2 separate regions of the Homo sapiens genome follow, and region 1 is linked to region 2. The links are chromatin contacts, found by Hi-C or POLR2A ChIA-PET in ENCODE. All regions are on one chromosome and are shown on one strand. The core of a region is the stretch at or near the end of the contact, and the rest is flanking DNA. Distances in the headings are between cores, read along the strand shown. Region 1 holds the start of TCL1A (TCL1 family AKT coactivator A). Region 2 holds the start of VRK1 (VRK serine/threonine kinase 1).

Region 1 (2,764 bases), core at 228-2,727, 1.1 Mb before region 2:
ACACTTTTTTCTGGCGGGTTGCAGCGGCTCACACTTGTAATTCCAGTGCTTTGGAAGGCAGAGGCAGGAGGATCGCTTGAGGCCAGGAGTTTAAGACCAGCCTGGGTCACAGAGCGAGACCCTGTATCTACAGGAAAAAAAAAAAACAACAAAGAAAGAAAGAGAGAAAAAGAATACTGGCCTTTTCAATGATGTGAGGCAAAATCTGTCCCACAGTTTGCTAGTGGGTTATTTTTTGTGGAGCATGTATCATGATTTTATGAAAAACTGTCTGGTTCGTGGTTTTGGTGTCACGTTGAAGAAGAGATTTCTCAGAGATTTAAAAAAAGAAATCCACTGAATCTTCAAATTATTTCTTCAAATTTTGATTTTAAAAAAGTAAGTATTTAACTTGATTTTTAAAGTAAAAACATATTTAAAAAATTGAAATGCCAATAAAAATGCAGATTTTGTGGTGGTTAAGAGCCTAGAATTCCAACCCCATTACCTACTAGCAATCTTACCTCGGACAAATGTACATTTTTGTGCCTCAGTTTCCCATCTGTAGAGACACAGTCAACACTCAATAATTTTTGATTGCTACTGGACATACGTGTTCTAATATATTTTTTAATTTTTATGCTTTCTTCAGTGTATGTTTGGAGAGAGTTTGAACATTTTTTGACTCTTTTTCATTGAGTAAATCCAAATACTTGTAAAAGACTTATCTATTTCTTTAACAAAAACTTAACATGGATTAAGGACCCATCTTAAGGCATCACACATTAAAAAAGTCAATATTGATTCAATACCGGCGCTTATACTACGACATCACTTGTTAAATTTGTTTTCTAAATAAAGCCCAGAGGTAGTGGAAAATACTTCACACTCTAGGCCAGTGTTTGCTATGCCTGGTTGACCCTAAACTGTTGAGGGTTCTTTTTAAAAATACAGATTTCTGGGACCCACCTGAGATGATTCCGATAATCGGCCATATGGATGAGTCACTTAGAGATACCCATTTTTAAGGATTAGGACCCCGAAGCCCAGAAAATGCCTGCTGTAGTCAACATTATAGTCACACTCCACAGGCACTGGGTCCACCCCTTTGACCGACATTCCTTTGCGGTTTTCCCACCCTTCTTCCCTGCCTGGAGAACTCCTATTCATCCTCCAGAGCCCGGCTCAAAGTGGCTTCATCTGTGGGGATCCTCCCTGCCCCATAGTGAGTGCTCCTTGAGTCCTCGCCCTTCCTAGGGCATCCCAAGCTCCCAGGGGCTGCCCCTGCTGCCTCGCCATCCGCTCCAAAGCTGGCTGTACCTCGATGGTTAAGGGCAGCCAGGCGTGCTGCTTCTCGTCCAAATACACGAACTTCTCCCAGGCCCACAGGCGGTCCGGGTGGTCGGTGACTGCCTCCCCGAGTGTCGGGCACTCGGCCATGGCGTCCTCGGGCCGCCTAAGAAGCAAGAGCCAGAGCCTCTCAAGGCCGCTCGCTGGTCCCTGGGATGTGGGGCCGACCCTTTATATCCGGGCAGCATGCGGCCGCCACCAAGCGGCGGGGCGGGAGGACGGCCTTGGGGCGGGACCCCGGGTCGGGAGAACGACCTTGGGGCGGGGCGTAAGGCAGGATGGGGCGGGGTTTGTGGGGGTCTTGGTGGCAAGTGAGGGTCCCGCGCAGGCGCTACGTCCCGGCCTGACTTGCTCCCTGGAACGGTGGCAGCTCCTGGGAACGCAGACCCGGCCCCAGCTGGCCCGCGCCTTCCTCGAGGCCCCGGCCAGCAGCGACACCGACCGCCGCCCTCTGCTGCTGCTGGAGAGGCACCGGGGTGACCTTGGCCCTTTCTTCTTCTGGAAGACCCCCCCGCTTCCCTCGGCTGCCGGACCGGGACTCTGGGCCTCTGCTGGGAACTCACAGTCGACACCAGGATGCCCAGAGCCAGGACCCACTCCTCATCTTATGGGATCAGAAGAGACCCGCGCGGGCCTGAGTTAGGCCTGGGCTTTCCCGGGTTCCCTGGATCTCCACCAGCCTGTGCCTTTGAGTGTCAGAGTACGTTTTTTGGCAAAGGACAACTCCTGACGCTCCCTCTCCCTCTTCCATACACAAAGCATGCGTTTTCCACAGGTCTGATGTGCTGTGGACATCTAATAGCTATTACAAAATGGAGAATCATGGGTTTTTGCCCTTGGGCTTTGAGTTTACTAGTGAAAGCATAGTTCGAAATGAATACTTAAAAAGAAATCCCTCCTTCCACCCTAAGATCAATGGATTTGAAAAGTGCCTGGTTTATATGATCAAAACCACCCCTCTGTAAATTACAAGCAATAAGGAAAACAATTTCACTTTATTTTGCAGTAACGCATTCCCACTAAGGCAATTAAGAAAGTCATGCACAATGAAAAACATGTGAAACCAGCTCCAGCCTGGTTCAAACATCACCATGGGATGGAGTTTGGTGTCTCATCTTCCAGCTCTTTCCCAGTTCTCTGACCAGGCACTAAGAACATAATTTGTGATCCTTTGAAATATCACCAAAGTGGAAATTAAGAGATCTGATGAGGACATCTGATTCACCTGGCAGCTGGGTATCTGCCTCTTTGCCTATCCAGAGAGCCTAATTCCCAAGAAGGGGCTGAGAGGGCCTAAGGTAGTCGAGACATAATGGGATTTACCAGGAACACAACATAGAAGAGAAAAGCCAAGGGAAGTTGGGGGTGGAGTGAGGGCCCTTGAGCTCAGCAAACCTCTTTTCCACTGTAGCCCTTAGTGGTGTTAATATTTAAT
Region 2 (2,700 bases), core at 110-2,609:
GTGTGGTGGCTCATGCCTGTAATTCTAGCACTTTGGGAGGCTGAGGCGGGGTGGATTGTTTGAGCTCAGGAGTTCAAGACCAGCCTGGGCAACATGGTCAAACCCTGTCTCTACAAAAAATACAAAAATTAGCCAGAAGTGGTGGCCTGTGCGTGTAATCCCAGCTACTCGGAGGGTTGAGGTGGGAGGATTGCTTGAGCCCAGGAGGTCGTGGCTGCAGTGAACCGAGATCGCGCCAATGCATTGCAGCCTGGGTGACAAAGTGAGACTATATCTTTAAAAAAAAGAAAAAGAAAAGTAAAATCGACAAATAAACCCCCAAAGCTATGTAAACTCATTGAGGGACCTGCGCAAGTGAGGTCCTGAAGCTTACGCTTCATTGGCTTCATTGTTAATCTCCCTCTGCCTGTGACTTCAGTGATTTTGACCTAGAACAATGACCCAGTGCCCAATAAGCTCTCAGCCTCATGGGTGATGGAGACTTAGCTGATTATAATAAACACAATGCGGCCGGGCGCGGTGGCTCACGCCTGTAATCCCAGCACTTGGCGAGGCCAAGGCGGGCGGATCACAAGGTCAGGAGATCGAGACCATCCTGGCTAACACGGTGAAACCCCGTCTCTACTAAAAACAGAAAAAAATTAGCTGGGCGTGATGGCGAGCGCCTGTAGTCCCAGCTACTCGGGAGGCTGAGGCAGGAGAATGGCGTGAACCCGGGAGACGGAGCTTGCAGTGAGCCGAGACTGTGCCACTGTACTCCAGCCTGGGCGACAGAGTGAGACTCCGTCTCAAAAAAATAAATAAATAAAAATAAATAATAAACACAATGCAAACTGTGGCATACGTTGATTACAGATGAAACACTATAGATGATTAGGTAGACATTGAGATATGCTTTGAAATAGGCTTCGAAAAACAGGTAGGATTTAGACACATATCAATGAGTGGGCAGAATAATACTAACACTATCTGCTATTTATTGAGCACCAACTAAGTTTAAAGTACTGCCTATAGATTATTTCATTTAATCCTAACAGAAACAGGAAACTTATTTTACACCCAACTCTCTGCCAATACACTTAATAAATCAAGCTACTACGAACAAGGCTGTAAACCACATTTCCTAGAAGACCAGGGAGCAGAAGGACGGGGATCTCCCTTTGCCGCTAAGAGACTCCAACTCCCAGGATGCCTTGGGAGCGCTGGACCACAGCTCCCGGCATTCCCGGGGAGGCGCGGGGCTAGCGTAGCCTCCGCCCCGCGCCTCGCGTTACCACTCGTCCCGCCCCTCCTCGTCGCCTCCGAGCCAATGGGAAGGCTCCATACTGCAGGGTGCGAAGGGGCCGGCGCCGCTGCCGAGTTACGAGTCGGCGAAAGCGGCGGGAAGTTCGTACTGGGCAGAACGCGACGGGTCTGCGGCTTAGGGTAGGGAGGCCGCAGGCGACACGGCTCGAGGACTCGCGCGCCGAGCCGGGGGCGCGGAGGCGGGCGGCCGGGGCTGGGGCCGGCACTGGGCCTTCCGGGCGGCCTGTGGGTCCACCGGGGTGCGGGAGTCGCCGTCAGCCTCGGTCGCCCCGCGGGACCGCGCTCCGCCGCGTGGCTTCCGCCTGCGCGGGCGTCCGCTCCTTCCTTGTCTCGTTCAGGCCCCGCAGGCGCCCCCGGGGATGCCTGGACTGGCCAGGCCGGCCCCCATCTGAGCTCCACGTTCTGGACGCGCGTGGTGTCGCGGCCGAGCTCGCAAACGCCGCCTCGGGCCTCACCGGGAAGCCGGTTCTGTCAGGCGGGGCTCCGGGTGAACAGCGCAGGCGAGGCCCCTGCCCCGCAGAGCTCACTCTGTAGAAGGGAAACAACACACGCAGCTGCGATGTTTTGCGGATACGGAAATGCTTTCTTAGAAACGGGACAGGCAGTTGCGGGCTAGAGGAATGGGGGCGAGGCTCTTTAGGTTAGGTGATCCGGGAGGGCATCTCAGAGGATGTGACCTTTGACTTGAGACCTGAGAGGGGAGGCCGACCCCTGAGGATAGCAGCCAGGCCTGGGGACCGCGAGGCCGCCCGTTATTTCCCTGTCACATCGCGGGGAGGCCCCGTGATCCTGTACTTGAGGGTCTGTCTGGTGCAAGGCAGTTAGAGCCGCTTGTGTGTTTTGCAAGGGACTTTCATAACCGTTTGACAGTTCCTCCTCATTCTGTCCTTACCTGGCAGGGTGGCATCCTTTACTGTTGCAGCTCCATTCAGGGGCAACGCATAGTTTTTCCTACCACCGAAATAGTATTGTGGTTCTCGTCTCAAAACTCTTAGGTGGTAGAATTAAATTCGACAGACAGCAGCAGAGTCAGACACTATAGGTTCCTGTTGAGGCCACCCATTTTTCTGATGTCCTTTCTTTCAAGTCACTCATTTTTGTTTTCCTTTGTATAGACTCTTCCCTTCCCTTTCCTGTGTCCCTTTCTTGGAACAACTTGGAAATACAATTTGCTATTGGGAGGATGTTGGTTTTAGGGAACTGTTGAAGAACTTCATTAATTATTGTGTGTGTGTTTTTCTTTTCTTCTTCTTTTTTTTTAAACTGGAATTGCCCATCTGTTGAGACTGAAATTCAAGAGTAAAAAAAAGTAGGGCAGCATTTATTTTCAAGAGTTGACAATAAAGGCACCTTTCTTTATGACATGCTGAGCATGATACTTTGGGGGAGAATTTA

The links. A loop is a pair of places that touch in the nucleus more often than their neighbours do. ChIA-PET counts read pairs that join two places held with the same protein, here RNA polymerase II (POLR2A). Pooled maps may share reads with other maps.
Region 1: a loop to region 2 is called in a pooled map, with 2.2 times the contacts of the local background. The contact joins the promoter of TCL1A here to the promoter of VRK1 in region 2. A Hi-C loop is called at or near these places in 1 of 37 single-sample maps with no recorded cell type and 2 of 50 pooled maps. POLR2A ChIA-PET finds 5 or more read pairs at or near these places in 1 of 52 experiments (WTC11).

Annotation. Positions count from the first base shown.
Region 1 is chr14:95,712,648-95,715,411 of GRCh38, forward strand. It overlaps TCL1A (TCL1 family AKT coactivator A), which reads right to left and starts at 1,478. Exons shown (of 4, transcript NM_021966.3): 1 at 1,300-1,478. The coding sequence starts at 1,419. RefSeq lists enhancers at 1-98, 1,213-1,262 and a silencer at 1,493-1,732.
Region 2 is chr14:96,796,023-96,798,722 of GRCh38, forward strand. It overlaps VRK1 (VRK serine/threonine kinase 1), which reads left to right and starts at 1,360. Exons shown (of 13, transcript NM_003384.3): 1 at 1,360-1,425. RefSeq lists silencers at 1,242-1,441, 1,452-1,741 and an enhancer at 1,686-2,217.